2 separate regions of the Homo sapiens genome follow, and region 2 is linked to region 1. Evidence: chromatin loops called from intact Hi-C (ENCODE). Cell type or tissue: PC-3. All regions are shown on one strand. Links, peaks and the distances in the headings refer to the core of each region. The heading gives the core; the rest is flanking DNA.

Region 1 (11,664 bases), core at 1,061-9,060:
GTTAAGTAATTCCCTATAAAATAATAGTAAAAAGAAAAAGCAAAACTCATCATAAAGGTATTAATCTAAATGAAAAATATATAACAAAACTCAGTCTTATTAATTAAACAGCAATAATATGTCCTATTACTGTATAGTCATTAAATATGTTTATCAACATTTTCATTTAACATCAACAACAACAGATTATATATATGCTTCCCCTGCCCAATCGATTTTATGGTATATTAGTGAAATTAAAATTTCTAAAATATCTGTAATTTCCATTGACAAATGTCAATTGATATCGTTTGACTGTGTCCCCACCCAAATCTGATCTTGAATTGTAACTCCCACAATTCCCACATGTCATGGGAGGGACCCAGTGGGAGGTAATTAATTGAATCATAGGGGGCGGGTCTTTCTTGTGCTGTTCTCGTTATAATGAGTAAGTCTCACGAGATCTGACAGTTTTATAAAGAGTTCTCCCGCACAAGCTCTCTCTCTTTGCCTGCCGCCATCCATGTTAAGACATGACTTGCTCCTCCTTGCCTTCCGCCATGATTGTGAGGCCTCCCCAGCCATGTGGAACTGTAAGTCCATTAAACCTCTTTTTCTTCCCAGTCTCGAATATGTCTTTATCAGCAGCATGAAAACAAACTAATATATCAATGTTATCACGTTAAATATATTATGAAGTATAAATACCAGAGAAAACATGTAAGACTGTGGTAGGCAAAATTCTAAAGAGGGTCTCCCTTGCCCCCCAAGATTCCCACCCCATGGTTGTTCAATCAATCTAGGTACTGCTGAGAATAGAGGGTGCAAATGTAATTAAAATCCCAGGTCAGTCGATCTTAAAATATAAAAATTATCTGGATAGGCCTAATCTAATCACATGAGCACTTCAAAAGTAGAGTTTTCTCCAGCTGGTAGCAGAAGGGAAAGTCAAAGATTTGAAGCACCAAGTACCACCCCTGGCTTTGAAGCCTGAGGGGGTCACATGAGAGGGAATTCATGCAGCCCCTAAAAGTTATGCCACCACACCTCCCACAATGACAGCCAGCAAGGAAACAGGGACCTCAGATCTACAACCATAAGGAACTGGATTCTGCCAACAGAATCTGCAGATGAGAACCCAGCCCAGCCAATACTTTGATTTCCGCTTTAGGAGACCCTGAGCAGAGAACCCAGTTAAGCCTGCCCAGACTTCTAACATGCAGAACTGTGAGATAATAAATGGGTATTCTTTTAAGCCCTTAAGCTTGTGATAATTTCTTATACATATTCAACAAAAAACAAATACTAACAACATCTAAGACCTTAGGAATTTCTGAGTGCTCTCAGATTTTATATGCTCCTTTATCTCTCATGGAAGTAAAACTCTTTCCCAGGACTTGGGATGTAAAGCCTCAGAAGCTTTTGCCTCCCAGCACTCCCAGGACCCCATTGAATGCAATGACTTCAGTACCATCCCAAACCACCTTCTTAAGGCTTCCTCAAAGGAGTAAGCTATGCACTTGAAGGCAAATCCTAGAGGAAGGAGCAAATTCTGCAGGTGAGATAGGTAACTGGAGGGAGGTACACAGATCTGACACAGTTCAATAACCAGCTCTCCTATCTCCCTGGCAATCTTGCATTTTAAGTGTGAAGTCTACAATCTGTTCCACATCCCATTCTGCAGTTCTCAAGACAACACTCTTTCCCCCTAAAGGGAGGAAAATTTAATTCCTTTCCCTTTCCATGGCAACGTTTTTTAATTCCCCCTTCCAAGGTGTCTACCACTGTGTCCACTAGCCAGTCTTTTTCAGAGATATTTTCCTTCCAGTGAAACTGCCAATTCCTTTACCTATGGCAACTCCCATAATATACAATAGGGAATATGAAGTTTCACCTGCACTGCACAGCACCTTAATAATCAGGTAGAATGCTTATGTTTAAATGGAAAAGCAAGGAAATATAAAATTGTATATTGTCCATAATTATTTTAAAAATCATATTCCCAGACATGATGGGAAAGGAGAATATATCCCAAAGCAATATTCTTTGAAACTAACCATTTGAAGACATTTGTATAAGGAAAAATGTGCTTATACGGATGTTCTGTTAAAAAACTCTCAGCATTGCCATAAAAAAGGATGAGTTCATGTCCTTTGTAGCGACATGGATGAAGCTGGAAACCATGATTCTGAGCAAACTATTGCAAGGGACAGAAAACCAAACACTGCATGTTCTCACTTATAGGTGGGAATTGAACAATGAGAACACATAGACACAAGGCAGGGAACATCAGACACCGGGGCCTGTCATGGGGTAGGGGGATGGGGAAGGGACAGCATTAGGAGAAATACCTAATGTAAATGACGAGTTAATGGGTCCAGCAAACCAACACAGCACATGTATACCTATGTAACAAACCTGCACGTTGTGCACATGTACCCTAGAACTTAAAGTATAATTAAAAAAAAAAAAAGAAAGAAAAAATGGTTAAGATGGTAAATACTATGTGTATTTTATTACAATTAAAAATAAAATATATAAAATCAAAAAAAAAAACTCTCTGCATTGTAAAAAGCCTATACCAAAATAATCTCACCACCATGGGAAATAGGATTATGGGAAAGCCTCTTTTTTTTTTCTTTTCACTTTTCTGTATGTTTTATTTTTACAAGGGAAAGGGCAAAAGAGATAAAGGGAAAGAAAAAGGAAAGAGAGAAAGAGAAAGTCACAAGCTAGCTTCTTCCTCCTCTGCGTATTACTTACAGCAACCATTTGCAAATGTAAAACAACCTGTCATAAATCAATGAGATTAGATAATCTATATAACTACAATGTGCAAAGCTAGGCATTCATATTTATGGTCAGGAAAGAACAAGAATAAAAATGCTTCTATGAAGAAATTTGCCCATGTTATAGTAGTAAAAAAGATTTTTTTGTTAATCACTGAACCAAATTATGAGTTATCTGATATAAGCTATCTGAACAGTAGTGGAGACCCCTCTCAAGGCAGAAAAAGAGAGGAAGAAATACCCCGGCTCTTCCCCTCTTTCCGCCCTCCTGTCTTCCACGTGTGCTTCCCATTTGCCAAACCGAGCCAAAAGCCTGCTGGCAAAGGAGCCTGAGAAATGTTATTTGCCAGGATCGGCCTCCTACAGTAGAGAACAGAGCAGACAGAAGGTAGGATGTCCCAACTCCAGATCTATGACATTAATTACTGAACAGTACAGACATAATTACATATACAGTACAGGTTCATTTACATAAAACGCTCTCATACTTTGACAAGGCACCGTAGTCAAATAACATACATATGTATATTTATATACATGAGATCAACTGAATAAACAAGGTTTCAATACTAAATTTGTACTGTCATGAAAGGCAAACTACTAATCAAAATGAGTAGTTAATAATTAAGAACAATAAAACATCTGAAATTGCCATGGAAAATCAGAAATAATATCACCCAATACACATTCATAAAGGACATCAAAATGCAATCAGTGTTAAGTATATGCTGCTATCAAAGTGGACCAGGATTGCTCTTTTTCTTAAAGGAAAAAAAAAAACCACTAAAATATGCATGGGGAAAGTATAATAAGACTTGATCAAAGTGTTCTTTCTGTATAAGGCTAACAAAAAGCATCTGAAAATAATTCTGAGGAAAAAGTGACTTTTTGCCACTTTTCACTTTTTTTAACAGATTCAAATTTTATTTATTGTATTATCTTTATCATTTGTAGTCAGAATTTGACAGAGGTCACAGAAGCTTTAGATTAATGTTATAAATATTTCTTGAAATGGTGACAAAAATATCATTTCTGCTTAAAATATAGTGATGAAGGGGAAAAAAATTTGGCCTCTTAAATAGAAAAAAAAATAGCAGCTGTCTATATGCTGGTAAAACTGCATATATATATATATATAATCAACTGAATAAACGAGATTTTGATACAAAATTTGTGCTGTCAAGAAAGGCAAACAGGACTGCCAGTTTCCTGCAGTTTAACCATAAGAAACACACATAATGAATTTCTGAAATGACATGTTTTAGAAGATTTTACCATTGGTCTAAGTATTGTCCCCTTTCTTAAAAAGAACAGAGACAATGTAGGGGAAATCCAATAAGTAGTCCTCCTTTATCTGTTATTTCACTTTTCACAGTTTCAGTTACCCATGGTCAACCTCGGTCAAAAAATACTAAATGGAAAATTCCTGAAAAAAACAATGTATAAGTTTTAAACTGCATGCAGTTCTGAGTAATGTGATGAAATCTCACACAGTCCCGCACCGCCCCACTCCGTCCCGCCTGGAACATGAATCATTCCTTTGTCCAGTGCATCTACACTGTGGACTACCCGCCGGTGACTCACTTGGGAGTCATCTCAGTGACCAGACCAACTCTCATGGTATTGCAGTGCTTGTATTCAACTCACGCTTCTTTGACTTAATAATAGCCCCAAAGCACAAGAGGAGTGATGCTGCCAACATGGATATGACAAAGAGGAGCTGGAAAGTGCTTCTGTAAGTGAAAAGGTGAAGTTCTCAACTTAATAAGGAAAGAAAAGAAATCATACACTGAGGCTGCTGAGATCTACAGGAAGAATGAACCTTCTATCCATGAAACTGTGAACAGTATATCATTATAACTGTTCTGTTTTATATTAGTTATTGTAAATCTCTTACTGTGCCTAATTTATAAATTAAAGTTTATCAAGTACATATGTACTAGAAAAACCACAGTATATATAGTGTTCATTACTATCTGCAGTTTCAGGCATCCACTGGGGGTCTTGGAACATATTCCCCTTGGATGGAAGGAAACTATTGTACCATCAGAAAGATAGATTTATTAAAACTGTGTTATATTATTTTGAACAACAATGTTACTAAAGTGATTCTTAAAAAATAAGTATGTCACAAGGAATTCAAATAACTGAGTTACATGTGTGAATATCCGCAAAAGAATTTTGATATAACAAAATAGACTTAATGCTAAAAACAAACTACAATTTTCTTTACTTATTCAAAATTGTTGCAGGTCCTTAGAAAAATCATCACTGTACAGTACTAAGGAAAAAAATAATTAGGCTTTTACATGTTTATATATTGTGAGTTCAGGTATGAGTCTCCACAGAATATGGCAATAATTATTTAAAATACACAGACACTTTCTAAATCGAATCTGTGAATGCTGTTTAGTGGTTTCTCTCAAAATTCTTTTCAGCGTTATGCACCTCCATCAGACTTGATAACAGCCTAGCAATTTTACTAAAAAAACACTTCACATATAAGAAAACTCAAGAGCTCTGAACTAAAAATAGTGCTAAATGGGGAATATTTCCTAATGTCTTAATATCTGGGCACCACAGACCAGGCTCAGGAACACATCCTCCCATGTGTTATCTAGCACCACCAATGTGGAAGTGCCAAAAACCAGAAACAGGAATCAAAGAAGGTGACAGGTAAATTTCAGTAGCTGGTAATTCACAAACACAGAAATAGCCATCAAATAAGCCCCAAGGGTAAATTGTATCACTATTCTTATTCAATTCTCTATTTTGAGTGGGAACAACAGGATGAGAAGACTGAAGGAAAAAACATGATTTCTGAAAGTGATTATAAAACTAGCTCTTCTGCAGCAAGGGTGTTGCCTTAAACTTCACTTCTAGAAAATATCTCCTCAGAGAGCCAATTAACCACAGGGAAAAATTATTCGGAGGCGATATTTAAAATAATTTGGAAAAAACTATTAGAAAGCACCATTAGCATAATAATCACAACTCCTCTGCTAGGCAACAGCTGGTTAATCAACCTAAAATTAACACATTTACATATTAGCAAAGCTTTTAAATGTTATACTTTTCTATAACTGAGATTCATCCTTTCCTTCATCTCAGTCCCTTATCATTAAAGATACTCCTAAATTCAGAAGGCTCGCTAAAAATACAGGGTTCCAACAATGTATATAATTTTACCAGACATTTTATACAAAGGTTCCTATGAAACTCTAAGAACTTTACCTTTACAGGTACTTTATTATGGTAAGTTATTGTCAGTCTTCAGCGCTGCTAGAAAATGATACTGATCTCTTTCTACACTTGAATTCTGTGTACATTAGATTTACTAGTAAAAATGTGCATGCAATATTTAAAGATATATTATAAATATAAATGATATAAATTCTGGGAAAAGAGTATGAATAGAAGAAGGGTAGAAGAAAAGAAAGACCACAAACTAGATGTTTATTTTGAAAAATTTCTAATAAAGGAAGAAATAGCAAGATCCTAGACCACCATGACACTCCAAGTAAGACCTAGAAGAACCATTGTCCCTCCACCTGCATGTTTCATGTAGTTTTTTCCTTGAATATCTTGTAAGTTTTAAAAATTTTTTGAAAGGCTATACAACAAATCATATCAGTAAAAGCAACATCCAGATCACCTAACAACTTAAAGAGCATGCTTGAAATATAGTTTTCAGTTTAATGATTAACAATAGTCACATGCTTAAGCATTGGTTCAACAATTCAAACGGTTATAGGCCTTACGTTATGAAACTGCCAATTGTTAAAATTTTGACCTATAAAATTATCAATTTCATAGACTCCAACTATCAGAGTTCTCAGTAACGTATTAAATAACTTCAATAATTAATACCACTTGATTCATGCCAGAGAAGTCACAGAATCTTTAGCCAGAGAAGTCATAGAATCTTTAGCCAGAGAAGACGTACCACGGGAGAGGATAGGATAGAGACAGACTTAACAGTTGTTTACTGAAGAGCTCCAAACAAACTGGCAAAAATTCAAAACCTGGGCTTTGCATATTAATCAATGGTTACATTTGTGATGGTTCACAAAGCAACATAACATAAAACATTCCGCTTTTAAAGACTGAGATGATAAACATCACTAGGTCCTCTGAATTAAAATTCACTCATAAATCAAAATAAACAGTTAAACATCACACAGGAATAAAAGAGCTAAGGATACTGATTTAAAAAACATTTGCAAATACTTTTTCTTTTATTCAAATTGAAAATGTTTTTACAAGTTGATGGGTTAAAAAGAACCAGTCTAAATTTCACCTTATCTATGATTTCAGTTATCCACAGTCAACTGCAGTCCAAAAATGTAAAATGAAAAATTCCAGAAATAATTCATAAGCTTTAAACTGTGTGCCATTTCGAATAGTGCAATGAAATCTTGCAGTATTATGCTCTGTCTTGGCCAGGACATGAATCATCACCAGCATATCCACATTGTATATGCTACACATACATTAGTATATACAGGGTTCAGTACTCTCCGTGGTTTCTTTCTCTTCATAATTTTAATATCTTATTTTCTGAAAGAGCCTAATATTTAATTGATAAACAATCTCACTGTAAACTGTAAATATTTTACTTTTAGTAATTCAGAAAAACTATAGCATTTTATTAGATTTCTTGAAATACTGAATCTAGTTACAGATTTATGAAGAGTACATAACCATAAATTACAAAAGGATAGAGCCCCATTTTAGGTTTTTACCATTGTTTTGATTTTTAAATGACTATAATAAATATAAAACTCCTTAAATTTTTAAGTTCCAAAATTTCCAGCTCCTTTTTAGATATGTTTATTAAAAAACTAATATTCTGATGTCATAACACAAATCAATAAAAATGTAATACTTAAGCCCTTTTATCTCTGAAGTAATTTAAAAAATTAACCAAATGGAATTGAGTGTAAATACTCCATAAAGGGCTCCCTAAATAAAAAATTTCACTCTCAAAGTTATATTTCACTTAGATTATTATTGAGAAAAAAGGGTCCCTAACTTACTTATTGCTTAAAATCAGTATGATTTTTGAGAGAAATGGTAGTAAAATTGTGGCTCTAATCTCATTTATACTGTTTTCATCATTCACTACACACTTTTGCAACCTAGCATTGCACTTATTTATTCAGAGTGATGCTTTATTTTTTTAAATAGAAGAAAGATTATGGCACCTGCCCTCAAGGAGCTTACACATAAAGAAATTAATAAGAGTATAAAATAAGAATATAATGAGATGTTAAAATGTATTATATAAATAGTATTTTCCATAAGTGCTTAGACAATTCACTGTGGATTCCAGAAGTGAAATCAGTAATTTCATATGTATACAGCATATGACATTTTAATACAGAGTAAACAGACCATCACATGAAATACTAATGTCACCTTTGTTCCATTCAGTAAATTCAATACAGATTTACTGAAGATTTAAAAATTGTAGGAAAAGTAGGGGATTGAAAAAGAGGCAAAAAAAGTTACTGAATGTTCTTTCCCTGGAATGCTGGCACCTCTGAGGATTGCCTGATTCCATAGGCGTATGGGATTTTGTTTGTCTTTTGATTCAGCTATTTTACAACTCTGCAGAGATGGAACTTGCCTTATAGAAAAATGAGAGTAATACAGATCATTCCTATCCACAGAAATGCAAACTGTACCCAGTGAAACAGAACAGTTTTGCCAGATTTACATCCATATGCATGCATTTTAGAATGGTTGCTCTATAAGAGTATGGTAATTTTTGAATTCTCCTTTGAACCACTTTTAACAACTGACTTGTTCTTTCATTAATAATGAGTTAAATATCTTTGGCTTGTGCTCATTCTATATTTCTATGAGAGTCATGATTATATCCTCTTTTAAACTTTATCCTTCAATAAAATGAAAACAAGATGACCCCTACCCTTCCTCAAAGAGCTCACAACCTAGTAGGGAGACAAAGACATTACTATTCAACTAGATTAATACAATAAGGAAAGCATCATGATACAGATAGGAACAGCATACTATAAGAAGTGAAATAAAACTATTTCCCATCTGAAACTTTTAGGAAAGCCTTACATCTTAAGTTACTTACATGAATAGACTTAGGGACAAGATAGATGGTGGATAGCAGACAATGCTAACGTGTAGCTCCCACTTGGACAGACAGAACAGTGTGTGGAGAACACCATGATCTTTACCATGATCTTTTGCTCCAAGAACCACCAAAGAAATGTATCAGGAAAATCAAAAGAATTCAAAGATCTTTGAATGAAGCAGCATGCCACTGCAAATTGCACAGGACAGGCAAAAAACTGAGTTCCCAAAGTATGAGAGGGAGAAAACCTGCCTCTGAACACACAACCCCACTGGAGAATCCATAAATCCAGATTACAGGAAAATGATTTAAACTTACCTAGAGCTTAAACAAATTTAAGGACTCATGAAAAACATAAAAGTGGAAACAGCAGTGAGAGGAAGTGACTTGCATGTACTCCCAGTCTCCAGCTCAAGCCCAGGGAAGCCATCCCCAACTATACCTCACAGGGGCCTTCAGGGAAGGCAGGCAGCAGAATTAGGGAGGGATCACAGGACAGAGAAAGCTTCCTACTGAAATAAGTAGTAATTCTGACTGGGCGTGAATTTCCTTGAGCAGAATCTGGGAGGCAAACAGGAATTGCTTCAGATACAAACGTAGGAGCCACTGGTGACAGACAGGGAGGGGCAAGGTGGGAAAGCCATGCTTGCTTTCTCAGCAGGAAAGCTCACAGCCTGGGGCAAGTTCTGAGTGGGGCACTGCAGGAGCCAGGCCAGCCTCACCAACTATGAGGGAGTTGGGTAAGGCCTCTTGCTACAGCTATCACCCATTTCCCTGAGAAACTATATAGAACAACAGAGGCAACCAAAAGCCCCTCTGGAACATAACCCCATTGGCCTGAGAACCACCCCCTCAATCCCCTACAGTGGCCACAGCAAGCCTCACCCAAGGAAAGTCTAAGCTTGGACCCACCTAAACCAGCCCCAACCTGATGGTATTTCTCTATTTTCCATGGTTGCCAAACACAAAAGATAGAAACTCTTGGGGGCTTTATGGCCCCATCCATCACCTGACAAACTAAAATCCTTATCCTGGCCAATGCAGGGCAAGCACAGATCCCCCTACTACTACTATAGCTGATGCTCTTTTGAAAATGCCACCCACAGGCTGGAGGCCAATCTACTTGGGCCATAACAGCAACTTATGACAGAATAATCTTGCTGCCAGGAAGAAGAAGACAATAGCTAATTCCACTGCCCACAACATCCTGGCTAACCAATGGTCCTTAGTCTCTCCATTTGACAACTTTACTGCTAGCATAACCAGCATTCGAGAAAGCCAGCACACTAAACGTATCTACAACCAAGGACTGGGTCTACCTCACTCCCCTGCCACCTCCATCCAAGCAAGTGCTGGCATCCATGCCTGGGAGACCTGAAGACAGATCACATCACAGGACTCTTTGCAGACATTCCCTAGCACCAGCGCAGAGCCTGGTAGTCCTGCTGGGTGGCTAGACCCAGAAGAGAAATAAGATTCACTGCAGTCCAGCTCTTAGGAAGCCCCATCCTCAAGAAAAGGGGGAGAGCACCACATCAAGGGATCACCCCATGGGACAAGGAAATCTGAACATTAAGACTTGAGTTCCACACCTTTCCACTTAAACAGACTACCAAAATGAGAAGGAACCAGAAAAGTAATTCTGGGAATATGACACAACAGGATTCTACACTACCACCAAAAGATCACACCAGCTCCCTAACAATGGATCTGTACCTAGAAGAACTCTCTGATTTGCCAGAAGAAAAAAAAAATATCAGAAGGTTGATTGTAAAGCTAATCAAGAAGACACCAGAAAAATGTGAAAACCAATGTAAAGAAATTTTTTTAGAAAATACAGGATATAGATAGGAAATTCTCCAGAGAAATAGGTATCATAAAGAAAAAACAATCACAAATTCTGGAAATGAAAGACACACTTACAGAAATACAAAACACCCTGAGAAGTTTCAACAATATATGAGAACAAGGAGAAGAAAGAAGTTCAGAGCTTGAAGAAAATTAACCCAAATTAACTTTTGGCTTTCAAATTAACCCAATCTGACAAAGACAAAAAAAAAAAAAAAGAATAAAAAAATGAACAGAGCCTCCAAGAAATTAGGGATTATGTTAAATGGCCAAACCTAAGAAAAATAGGTGTTCCTGAGGAAGAAAAGAAATCTAAAGTTTAGAAAACTTATTTGTAGGGTTAATTGAGGAAAACTTCCTTGGCCTTCCTAGAGATCTAGACATCTAAATACAAAAAGCTCAAAGAACACCTGAAATATTCACCGCAAAAAAATCACCTGCACACACAGTCATCAGGTTATCTAAATCCCTCATAGTTGGTGAGGCTGGCCTGGCTCCTGCAGTGCCCCACTCAGAACTTAAGACGAAAGAAAGAATCTTAAGAGCTGTGAGATAAAAGCATCAAATAAGCTACAAAAGAAAACCTATCAGATTACCAGCAGATTTGTCAGAAGAAACCCTGTAAATCAGAAGAGACTGGGTTCCCATCTTTAGCCCCCTTAAACAAAATATTTGTCAGCCATGAATTTTATCTCCAGCAAAACTAAGCCTCATAAAAGAAGGAGAGATAAAGTCTTTTTCAGACAAAAAAATCCTGAAGCAATTTGCCACTACTAAGCCAGCACTACAAGAAATGCTAAACAGAGTTCTAGATCTTGAAACAAAACACTGAAAGACACCAAAATAGAACCTCCTTAAAGCATAAATTTCACAGGGCCCATAAGACAATAACATAATGAAAAACAACATATTAAGGCAACAATTAGCATGATGAAT
Region 2 (11,664 bases), core at 1,820-9,819, 80 kb after region 1:
AGCAGACTCTGACACATTTGTCAAGTAGAATGTTAATGAGGGAGTGCGGGTGAGAAGAACATCTGTTGTAAGGAGGAGAAGAAACAGGAATTGAGCAAAGAAAGAAGTTGAACAGATGAACTTCACTGCAGACCCAATGAGAGCCACGGCCAACCCTTCAGGGAGCACTAAAGTCAGCATGGCCCTTCAGAATTGAGAAAGGGCAAGAGAGACAGCCACCCTACATCAACCAGCCATTGGGCCACATTGGGATGAGGTGCTGCATTCAATTAGATTTCAACCTCAGATTATGATCTTGAGAACCTGATCGCTGACTTTTTAGAATTCTTCTCCCATTTGGGGCATTATTTCAAATAGAAATACCTTTATTTTGAAAGGTGTGCTTTTTTCCTATCAGGAAATAAATACAAATTTCAGTTGCAAGTACCTAGGACTATATATACAAAAATCATTCTCTCATTCTTTATCCATGCTATTGAGATAGTTGTAATTATCAATGATAAAAATGGTTATGAATTTACAAAGCATATCTTTTCCTTCCATTCTGTTTTACTGAGTTCAAGCTGAGACACCTTTTTGGTAACTTTTCTAGTATTCCTATCCTCACAAATGATAAACGAGAAAATTTAAACTAATGTTTTGGCTGTTTCTGAGATCTGTCATGCAATTTATGCTTCACATAAGCAGCACACAAGAGTAGAGAACTAAAGTCTTGCAAACCAGCAAAAATCACACTGTCTGGCAATCTCTCAGACTAGCTGGTCATAGTCTCTATTTTTCTGGCCCAGAAATATTTCTACAGTAATTTTTCAAACTTTTCTCATTTTTTATAATTTCAGTAACATTAGCATACTATGCATAAAGATAAGCACTTAAGACTTCTTGCCTGACGCTTTCACAAGAGCACTTTTTCTGCCACACAATTGTCTCCCAGAGTGAAAAAAGTAGAGACATGCTCCTACTTACAAACAAAAATAACATCTGGAGGTTATTAATATTCACATTAACTACACACATACACACACACACACACAATGTTCATTCTCAATCCCACATAATTAGTCTGCCAGGCTTCAAGCAGAATAATCCATAACCATCTTGACATGAAAAAATAAAACCTGGCCATACAGTTTTCAAACACATTTCTCTACCCTAAAGCTCAAGGACAAAAAGTGAGAAGAAATTCTACTTTGGGCAAATGAGGTTCCTGAAACTATAGCACTTGCATAAATTACTTTAGAAAACTAGATCAGACAGACCAGATCACTTAACAATGAATATGTTTTCCCTATATCTGAAACATTCTCCAGAATGGATCAACTTTTTTTAAACCAGAATATCATTAACTGAGATAATGTAGCTTAAATCCCTTCAGTATGTTTATTCACCATTTGGAGTGTCCAGGAGCACAGAGAATGTGGGAGGAAAAAAAGATAAATCAACACAGTTAAATTTTAAGGCAAAAGGAAGGGTCTGTATACGGCACAGAACTAAGAATTTTTCTAAGTGTGACTGATACTAACAATGAAAATCCGTGAATAAACTTTGGAAGCAAGGGGGAATGGAAAAATACATATATTTTAGCTTTAATGCATCAGTACAACAGAAAACAAAAGGTCACTCAAAAACTGTCCAAAACCTAAGTAGAGTACATATTCCCCAAGTACAGGAGAATACATAAATTTTTACTTGCCATGGTCAAGTTTTCTCAACATGAGAAGATACAGATTCCTCAATAAACACATACCCTCTGATTAGAATCCAGTTTGGTTTGATGCAGTGGATTGTGAACCATCTGCATCACAATGACCTGCAAAGCAATTAAAAATGCAGGTTTCTAGGCTCCACTCTAGAACTAGTAAACTAGTTAAGACTCAGAAAGCCGCACTGTTTAAGAACTTGTAGGTGATTCTCTTACATTAAAGCCTAGTAACTGTTTTTGTGTAGACTCTGTAATGGTAACATATTTGCTCCAAGTTATATTTTATTCATTTTTACAACTATTTTACAGGTTAAACTCAATTCAATGGCACAACAGTTCTGAAGTCTAACTACACATTACAATTCCCTAAGGAGCCTTTAAAACATACCAAAACCTGAATCTCACCAACTACACCAGATTCTCTAGGGATAAAGAGAGGGTATCATTATTTATTAAAAGCTCCCTTGGTGATTCTAATGTGAAGCGATGTTTCAAATACAGCTCAGAAGATGCTATATATTCTAACTAGGAAAAAAAAAAGTCTACAGAAAAAAATGAAAGAAATAATGTCTGGAAGCTGAGGACACCGATATTTTCAGACACATAATTTTCCCAGTATGATATAAAGAAAACTGGAAAATGATACTGCCCGCAAAAATAAAATCTATGCGAAGCCATGAAGTCTTATTTTAAGGAGGCAAAGTTTCTAGCAAAGACAATAATAAGATAACCACCATATCCATTTTAATTGAATAGAACTTTTAATGTCAATTAAACATCACAAACTTCTATTTATTAATGAATAAGAACAAATTTAAAAGAAATCAGACAATGAACTAGACTTCTAAAGGAAGGGGTGGGCTGAAATATGCATTTTAATTTTGCTCCCTCCTAAAACCCCATTACAATCGAAACAAGCTTTGTAATTGTCATTACTGTGTGTGTGTGTGTGTGTGTGTGTGTGTGTGTGTGTGTGTGTGTGTGTGTGTGTTTATGGTAAAAATTCATAGGCAGCAGAGATGAGTGGAACCAATCCCAGTCCTGAGCTGCGCCCCAGAAACTCCAGGGCTCTCTGCACCCATCCTGCAATGGTGAATACTGAAGAAATGAGGAAGAGTACAAGCAGTAGAGGACAAACAGGCTTTCCGGAGGAGAGCCTCAACCTAAAGCTGAGGCCAATAGTGGGCAAGGGCAGGAGGTCCAGGCTGCTGTGGGCTATGATCACACCCCTGCACCCTAGTCTGGATGACAGAAGAAGATCTTGCCTCTAAAAAAAATTTTTTTAAATAGTAGGCAATGGGACCCTATGCTCCAACCCTCTTCTTTCTTTCTGCTCCTCCTGGACGTACCCACAGTATGTTACTTGTGGACACTCGAATCTTCTCTTTCCTTCCAAGACCTCACTGAGTCACTGGCCCTCTTTACTCAGGGACATTGTGAATATGCAGGACCCAAAGAATCCTGCAGATAGGCACTGTGGGACCAATTACTTCTGAAATATTGACAACTATAGCTACTATTGGAGTTTACTGAGCAACAGGATGAAGAAACAGCAGCATCTGAAGCATTCATTTACCTTCAGCATTGATCAAATATTTTAAGCAGTACTGGTCTCTTTTGCTACTCTAAAGCATATTCCCTCATCAAGAAGAAACGTGACAAGTGAACCTAAGAGTTACAGAACCCTCAAAGAGACCAAGTGATAATTAACTTGGTCCAGTTTTACCAGCAAGTATATGAAAGCTGGTATCTTAGTGTTTTTTCTTCAGTGTCCAAGTTCAGACAGGTTAAGCAATAGGTTCAGACAGGTTAAGCAACTTTCCCAAGGACACAACGCTACTAAGTAAAAAAGCCGGAGAACTTCAACCTTGATGTTTTAATTGCCAAAAGCTATGCCCTGCTACACTACAAGACACAGGAAGTTTTCTCAAATTTTAAGTAGAATTACACCCTAATTAAGTGTAAAAATAATTCACAGGAAATAAATTTCTGCATGGTCCAGAAAGGTTATATCCAGGGAATAAACTGATATAGCAAAAGGGAGAAGAGAAAGATAGTTACCCTCGTTTCCAAGAGTTTAAACAGAAATACACCTGGGAAAACCTGTTGTCACTGTTCTCATTCACAACCTACTTTTTAGTACTCTTTAAGTGCAACCTCTCTGGTAACTGATTTTATGCAAAATTTTTCCTGTAAATCTGTTCATCCTGCAGCAATCTAATAGTGCAATACTTCTTGTTTGCAAACTTTTAATGTAAAAAGATATCACATGGGGATCTTACTAAAATGCAGATTCTGACTGAGTATGGCTGGAGTCGGGAGATGCTGTATTCTGGGGGTAGAAAAAGGATATTGCAGTATCCCCTTGACTAGCAAGGATCTAGTGCAGTGCTGTGTCATACTATAGAAATAATGCAAGTGGTATATATTGTTTTAAATTTCTTAGTAGCTACTTTAATAAAACTTTTTTAAAAGGTAAACTTAATTGTTGTAATATATTTTGTCTAACTCAATACATCCAAATCATTATCAGTTCAATGTGTAATCAATATTCTAAAATTAATGAGATTTTACATTCTTTCTTCATACTAAGTCTTTGAACACAGCTTGAATTTTCCACTTACAGTACACATTTTAATTCAGAATAGCAACATCCCAAGGGCTCAATAACCACATATGGCTAGTGGCTTCCTTACTGAACAAATATAAGTAGACTGAATTTTAGCTACTCTGTACCTCTAGCTTGCTTGGAATGTTTAAACAGTTCAAAATTTATCATTAGCCAACTACATAAAGCTTAGCTGTGGTACCAGTGGAATTGAAGAGTGCTTTTATTTGTTTCTTACATTTTCCTTTTGTCCTGACAATTCATGACTGAGTGCTGCAGCACAGGACGGATATAATAGGCAGTGAAATAGACTCTAGGGAGGGGTGGCAGAAGGCTGGGTGATGGCAGGAATGGTAGTGGGAAAACAGAAAGTTAGTGTATTTTCAAGATATAATCTTGGCATAGTTTAGGAGAAAAATGTGGAAAAGATGTTTGCTTACTTTTATGAATACAGATGTTTTCACTAACCTTTTAAAAATCTAAAATAAAGATCTGGTTTAGATACCAATTTAAATACCAAATATTCATTTTTAAAAAACAGCTAAAGAAGTAAAAGACAGCTGATCCACAGCAAAACAAAAAGTAAATTCAATACTCCTGTCAGAGAGAGCCAAAGAGATTTCTACATGCCAGGATTTCCCAAAGAACATTAAGCAATTAAGATGAATAATGTCTATGATACTCACCAGAAACAAAGTTTCAGCCAAAGAAAGAATCCACTAGACATCTGCCCAGATAAGATACTTAAATCACATTTTGGGACTACTTGAAGTAAATATGAAGAAGCAGTACCAGAAACGTCAGGGTGGAAATAAAAAGATACCAACTCAATTCACTTGTTGGCTTTCTTCTTGAGTACAAGTGAAGAGCTGATAGGCTCCATGGTGATGACGAAATAATGAAATAAAAACCAAGAAACAGCTGATCTAAGTGCACTGTTGTCCATTAACTGAGGTTTTGCATTCAGACAGGAAAGCAGTAAAGACAACAGATGTCAGCACCAATGTCCTATGCACTACACCATCCACATTCTGTCATGGTTGCAGAATTCTCAGAATTGGGCTGGAATATATGGCAAGAGATTCAAATTTCAGAAGGCTTGTAGGATCTAAATCCAGATTGTAAAATATCTAAAACAGAATGGTCATGTATTAAAATCTTGGTAGTTCAAACCAATGACAGTGAAGGAAAGGAACCTACATTTATTGAGGTTTAAGTAACAGCCATAAGAATTACATCAGTGAAAACAGTAGAGTGAGTACCTCTGAAAATTCTCTCCTTAACTTTTTCAAAATTCTGGAAATTAACTAAAAGCTTGCAGCAATCCATGGAACATTTTTTCAAGAAAAACAGCTGAATCTCCGTAAGAACAGCAAATTTAATGGTATTTCAACTTACCCTATTCCTTCCCTCTGATCTGCAGCTCCACAGTCACCATGAAAACCAGCAACACATAATACCACTGAAAGCCAGGAGCCTGGCAGCCACCAACGGATTTTAAGTGCCTTCAAAGCCTCATTCCCAGAGAACTGTCATTATATCAACCTATCCGGTGACATCCTCAAACACGCTACTTGGACTGTCTTTATTTGACCTGACTCACAGCTTGGCTAGAGCAAAAAAAAAAAAAAAAAAAAAAAATCTCTTCCCCACAAGCATTTGCCTAAAATATTTAGAGGGCCAGGTGGGGTGGCTCATGCCTGTTATCCCAACACTCTAGGAGGCTGAACCAGGAGAATCATTTAAGGTCAGGGGTTTGAGACCAGCCTGGACAACATAGCAAGACTCTATCTCTATAAAAAATTAAATATTAGCCAGGTATGATGGTGCATACGTGTAGTCCCAGCTACTTGAGAGGCTGACACAGGAGGATACCTTCAAAGAGTTTAAGGCTGCAGTGAGCTATGATCATGCCACTGCACTCCAACCTGAGTGAAGGGTGAGAGCCTGTTTTGCAAAGAAAAAAAGTATTTTGAGGCAATTATTTAATGTTGTGGCTGCCTGAAATGGTAGAAAGCAGTAGGACAAAGATAAATACACTAATGAAAAAGCTTAAAAGAAAAAACTGAGAAGTAAGATGCCCATGGAGACTTTGAAAAGTTTAGACATATTCCTGAAAATCTCAAAGTCTATTCACATGTACAGGGCTGTGTGTATGCTCAGAACTGTGTACATGCTCAAAGAAGTCCGGACAAGACTGACTCAGAGGCTCTGTGCAAGAAGGAAGTGATGGCTAAGCAAAGTTATCAAATGTCTGGATGACTGTTAAAGGAGTGTACCAACACACACAAAGAGCCTCTCAGCAAAAACTGGGAAAATGACTGGTCCCAGGAGTTTAAGGAAATCTGTACAATCACTAGCTGACCACAAAGCCATTTGAACAGACTTCTGTGGCCATGCACAGAGAATACAAACTTTACAGATTACAGAAAAGTCACCTAACAAATAAAAAACAACAAACAGCAACAATAAGGATCCTGGAGCCAAATATGATTTTCAAAGTTGCCACCCCACTATATTATATAAAATGTCCAGTCTTCAACAACAACAACAAAATTACAAGACACGCCAAGAAATAAAATAGTATGGCCTATACATAGAGGGAAAAACAATCAATAGAAACTGACCTTAAGGAAACCCAGATGTTGGCTGTATTAGACAAATATTTTAAATCAATTATCTTAAATACGTTCAAAGAACTAAAGGAAACTGTGCAAAGAAAGTATGAGAATGATGCTTCACCAAATAGAGAATATTTTTAAAAAGCTATAAGAACCAAACGGAAATTCAGGATTGAAAAGTACAATTACTGAAATGAAAAATTCACTAGAAGGGCTCAACAGCAAATCTGAGAAAATGGAAGAAAAATTCTTCAAATATGAAGATAGGTCAATTGAGATTATCTAATTCTTCAAATATGAAGATAGGTCAATTGAGATTATCTAATCCAAAAACAGAAAGAAAACAAAATGAAGATAAAGGACCAATGCCTAGAGAACTGTAGGACACCATCAAGCACACTTGCATACATACAGTGAGAGGGGAGGAGAGAAAGGAACAGAAGGACTATTTAAAGAAATCATGGCCAAAACCTTTACAACTTTGATGAAAAGCATTAAAATCTGTATATCCAAAACAAACTCCAAGTAGGATAAACTCAAAAAGATCCACACCTACATACCATAATCAAACTATCCAAAGACAAAGCAGCAAGAAAAAAGTGACACATCACATACAAGGGATCCTCCATAAGATTAACAGCTGGTTTCTGATCAGAAATCATGGAGGCCAGAAGGCAGTAGAATTACGTATTCAAAGTGCTGAAAGAAAAATGACTGTCAATCAAGACTTGTGAAACAATGTCATTTTCCCCCTTTCTTCCCTCCATTATGGCATTCTTTTCTGTTAAATATTTTCCAGTACAAAAAAGGGAAAAAAGAAATTGTTAACAAGACACATAAAAAACTAACAGCAAAATGGAAGAAGTAAATCCTATCTTATCAGTCATTACGTTAAATGTACATGGATAAATATTCCAATTAAACATTCCATTGACAGAATGGTTAAAAAAGAAAAAAACATGATCCAAGTATATGTTTCTACAAGAGACACACAACACACTATATCCACCAAATATGATGAAATTAAGACATTCTCAGATAAACAGAGACTAAGAGAATTTGTAGTTAGAAAATCTGCCCCACAAGAAATAATAAAGGGAGTCCTTCAGACTGAAATAAAAGAACACTAGATTAACTCAAATGCAGATGAAGAAATAAAAAGCACAGGTAAAGCTAACTACATAGGTAAGTATGAATGACAGTATAAATGTATTTTTGCTTATATTTTATTTTTCTTTTCTTCTTCTACCTAATTTAAAAGACTGTTGCACAGAGCAAATCATAAATTTGGTTAACGGGTACATGATGTATAAAGAATAATTTGTATGAAATAACAGTACAAAGGAAGGGGAAGGGAAGGCACTATATGGGAACAAAGTTTTTATATACTATTGAAATTAAGTGAGTATTAATTCAAACTAGAGTGTTATAAATTAAATTTTCAATTGTTAATTATAATCCCCAGGGCAACCACTAACAAAATAACTCAAAAAATATACTAAAATACAAGATAAGGAAATTAAAATTATGCACTGGAAAATATCTAACAAAAAAGAATGCCATAACGGAGGAAAAATGGGAAAAAATTACGTAAGACATAGAAAACAAATGGCAAAATGGCAGAAATAAATCCTATCTTATCAGTAACCACATTAAATGTACAAAGACTAAATATTCCAATTAAACATTACATTGACAGTTTAAAAAAAAAAAAACTGAACTAAACATGATCCAAATATATGCTTTCTACAAGAAACACACTTTAAATATAAAGACATGAATAGGTTGAAAGTGAAAGGATGGAAAAGCTATTTCATGAAAACAATACCAAAAGGAGAGATGAAAATGGCTACACTAACATCTAACAAAATAAGACTTTAAGAAAAAAACTGTTACTAGAGACAAGGGATACTTTAGAATGATAGAGGTAAATTTGTAGCAGACATCCAACAACAGACACCCAAAATACATGAAACAAAACTGACAGATTTCAGAGGACAAATAGACAATGCAACAATAATAGAGACATGTATCCCACTTTCAGTATTGGATAAAATAATTAAATGGTCAACAAGGAATAGAGACCTGAACAGCACTGTAAATCAACCTGACCTAACAGACACCTACAGGGTATTTTACCCAACAACAATAATATATACATTCTTCTCAAGTGCACATGGAACATTTTAGGATAGAACATGTGGTAGGTCATAAAACCAATCTTGATACATTTAAAAGGACTGAAATCACACAAACTACGCTCTCTAAAAACAATGGAACAAAATTAGAGATTAATAACAAGGAGATCTGAGAGATATACAAGTAAGTGGAAATTAAACTCACTCCTAAATAATAGGTCAAAAAAGAATTCAGATGGGAAATAGGAAAATACTTTGAGACAAATGAAAACAAAAACACAATCACCAAAACTAATGAGATGTAATGAAAGCCACACTTAGAGGAAATGTATAGCTGTAAATGCCTGTATTTTAAAAAGTAGAAAGATTTCACATCAATAACCTAAAATTTAAAAACTGGTAAAAGAACAAACTAAATTCAAAGCAAGCAGATAAAAATAGTAAAGGTATCAGAGCAGAAAGAAATGGAGAACAGAAAAAAATAAGAGTAAAATCAACAAAACCAAAAGTTAGTCCTTTTAAAAGGTAACAAAATTGATTCTTCCTTTTAAAAGACAACAAAATTAACTATTTTTAACCCATTTAAAAGATAACAAAATTGGAATACCATGTAGCCATAAAAAGGAAAGAGATCATGTCCTTTGCAGGGACATAGATGGAGCTGGAGGCCATTATCCTCAGCAAACCAACACAGAAACAGAAAATCAAATACCACATGTTCTCACTATTAAGTGGGAGCTGAATGATGACAACACATGGACACAGGGAGAGAAACATCACACACTGGGGCTTGTTGGGGAAGTGGGGGAAGGGAGAGCATCAAGATAAGTAGCTAATGCATGCAGGCTTAATACCTAGGTGATGGGTTGACAGGTGCAGGATACCACCATGGCATACGTTTACCTACATAACAAACCTGCATGTCCTGCACATGTATCCCAGAACTTAAAAGTAAAATTAAATGTAAAAAAAGATAACAAAATTGGCAATAAACTCCATTAAATAATACACGTAATTTTATTAAATAGTCACAACCACCTATGAAGGTACATTTGGCTATGCCCAATTCACATAAGGTTGTGAGTTATTACATCACTTACCCTAGGACGCAGAACAAGGGGAAAAAAGTTAAAATTTAAGCCTTATGTTTTTTACAGAATGCTGTACCACCTGGACAAGTTTCTGGATTTACAAAAATCTAAACTCTGTATTTTAAAGAATACAATTATCTTAACTGAACTTGCTTTTGTCAAATATAGGCTTTTAATTATACTATTCTTTTGGCTTAACTTGGGCATTATTGCAAAACATTAGTCTTCATTAACTTACTAACCTCACATACTTATAAAGTGTGTACTGACAGAAAACCAAAGGGAATTTGTATAAACAGATGCAATTTATTTATAATTAAGGCAGAGGTCACATGTAAATATTTGAAATATTTGAAAAAATATATACAAATTATATTATTTAAATAATTTTCTGGAAGTTATGTTTATATTAATTAGTGAACCTTTGAAAAAACTTTTTCCCCTAATTAAACTTTTTACTACTCGCTCAATTATCAAATGCTACCAATTATCAAAGAGCTAATTCATATCGTTTTTACACTATGTTAAGTCTATACCACCACTATCACCACTACTGTGCAATCCCAATGCTGCCTTAACTGCAAATTTAAGGCTGAAAAGTCTATAGAGCTCTAAGAACACAAAAGGTAGCGTAGTGGAGAGGCTATCGACTAGGCTAGGGGCCACAGGAAAACCACGATATATCTGAATCCCTTAAAATGAATCAATGTTTTTAAAAATCCAATTACTTAAGGATTTTCACTTGCATCACTTTTGGTAGAACAGTCTGAATATTAAGATATATATATGCATAACATTAATATGGCCCAATTCCAAGCAACAATTTTTTTGGGGGTGGGAGGCAGGGTCTCACTCACCCAAGCTGCAGTAGAGTGGCGCGATCCCCTCACTGCAGCCTCAACCTTCTCCGACTCAAGTGATCTGCCCACCTCAGTCTCCCTAGTAGCTGGGACCACAGGCATGCCACCACACCTGGCTAATTTTTGTAATTTTTATAGAGACAAGGTTTTGCCATGTTGCCCAGGCTGGTCTCAAACTCCTGGGCACAAGCGATCTGCCTGTCTCGGCCTCCCAAAGTGCTGATTACAAGCACGAACCATTGTGCGCAGCCTTAATATATTTTTAAGCTGCTAAATGAAAAACGAAGTTATATGCTACTGAAGAATTGGGACATTGGGTGGCACTCTTGTAAAAGAAATAATTACTGTAACATACAGGTTGAGAAAAACCTAAAGTTTAACATTATACTGCTTGGCCAATCCAAATTATTTAATAAAATCTACTTTAAAAGAAATTACTTGTTTCCCAAATCCACCATCCATGTCTTTGAGGAAATGTTTCAGATGTTATTGAAAAAAGTAGTTGTTTTTGGACGTGGATAAAAGTCAGGAAGCATTTGTCTTTCCTCTCCCTAATCTCTCTCATTTGAGTTTACAGTGAGAATACAAGCAGAAACATACAATGATGCAATTATATTCCATAACATATTTACTGTTTTATTCTA

Evidence for each region. A loop is a pair of places that touch in the nucleus more often than their neighbours do. Peaks named below come from ENCODE experiments on the same cell type or tissue, not always from the same donor. Only the 100,000 strongest peaks of a DNase experiment are listed, where the experiment ranks them.
Region 2: it touches region 1 in a loop (6-fold over the local background); 4 of 110 quality-filtered maps call a loop at or near these places.

The regions. Positions count from the first base shown.
Region 1 is chr11:129,139,184-129,150,847 of GRCh38, forward strand. All of the region lies in intron 2 of ARHGAP32 (Rho GTPase activating protein 32), which reads right to left. Among named protein-coding and RNA genes, the nearest start is that of ARHGAP32, 47 kb to the right of the region's middle. RefSeq lists an enhancer at 3,559-4,758. In PC-3, for the core only: no CTCF peak of the experiment used is centred there; a DNase peak (open chromatin) is centred at 4,378; H3K4me3 peaks cover 2,193 bases; H3K27ac peaks cover 3,375 bases.
Region 2 is chr11:129,218,842-129,230,505 of GRCh38, forward strand. It overlaps a transcript of ARHGAP32 not described here. Among named protein-coding and RNA genes, the nearest start is that of ARHGAP32, 32 kb to the left of the region's middle. In PC-3, for the core only: no CTCF peak of the experiment used is centred there; DNase peaks (open chromatin) are centred at 5,860 and 6,570; H3K27ac peaks cover 1,972 bases.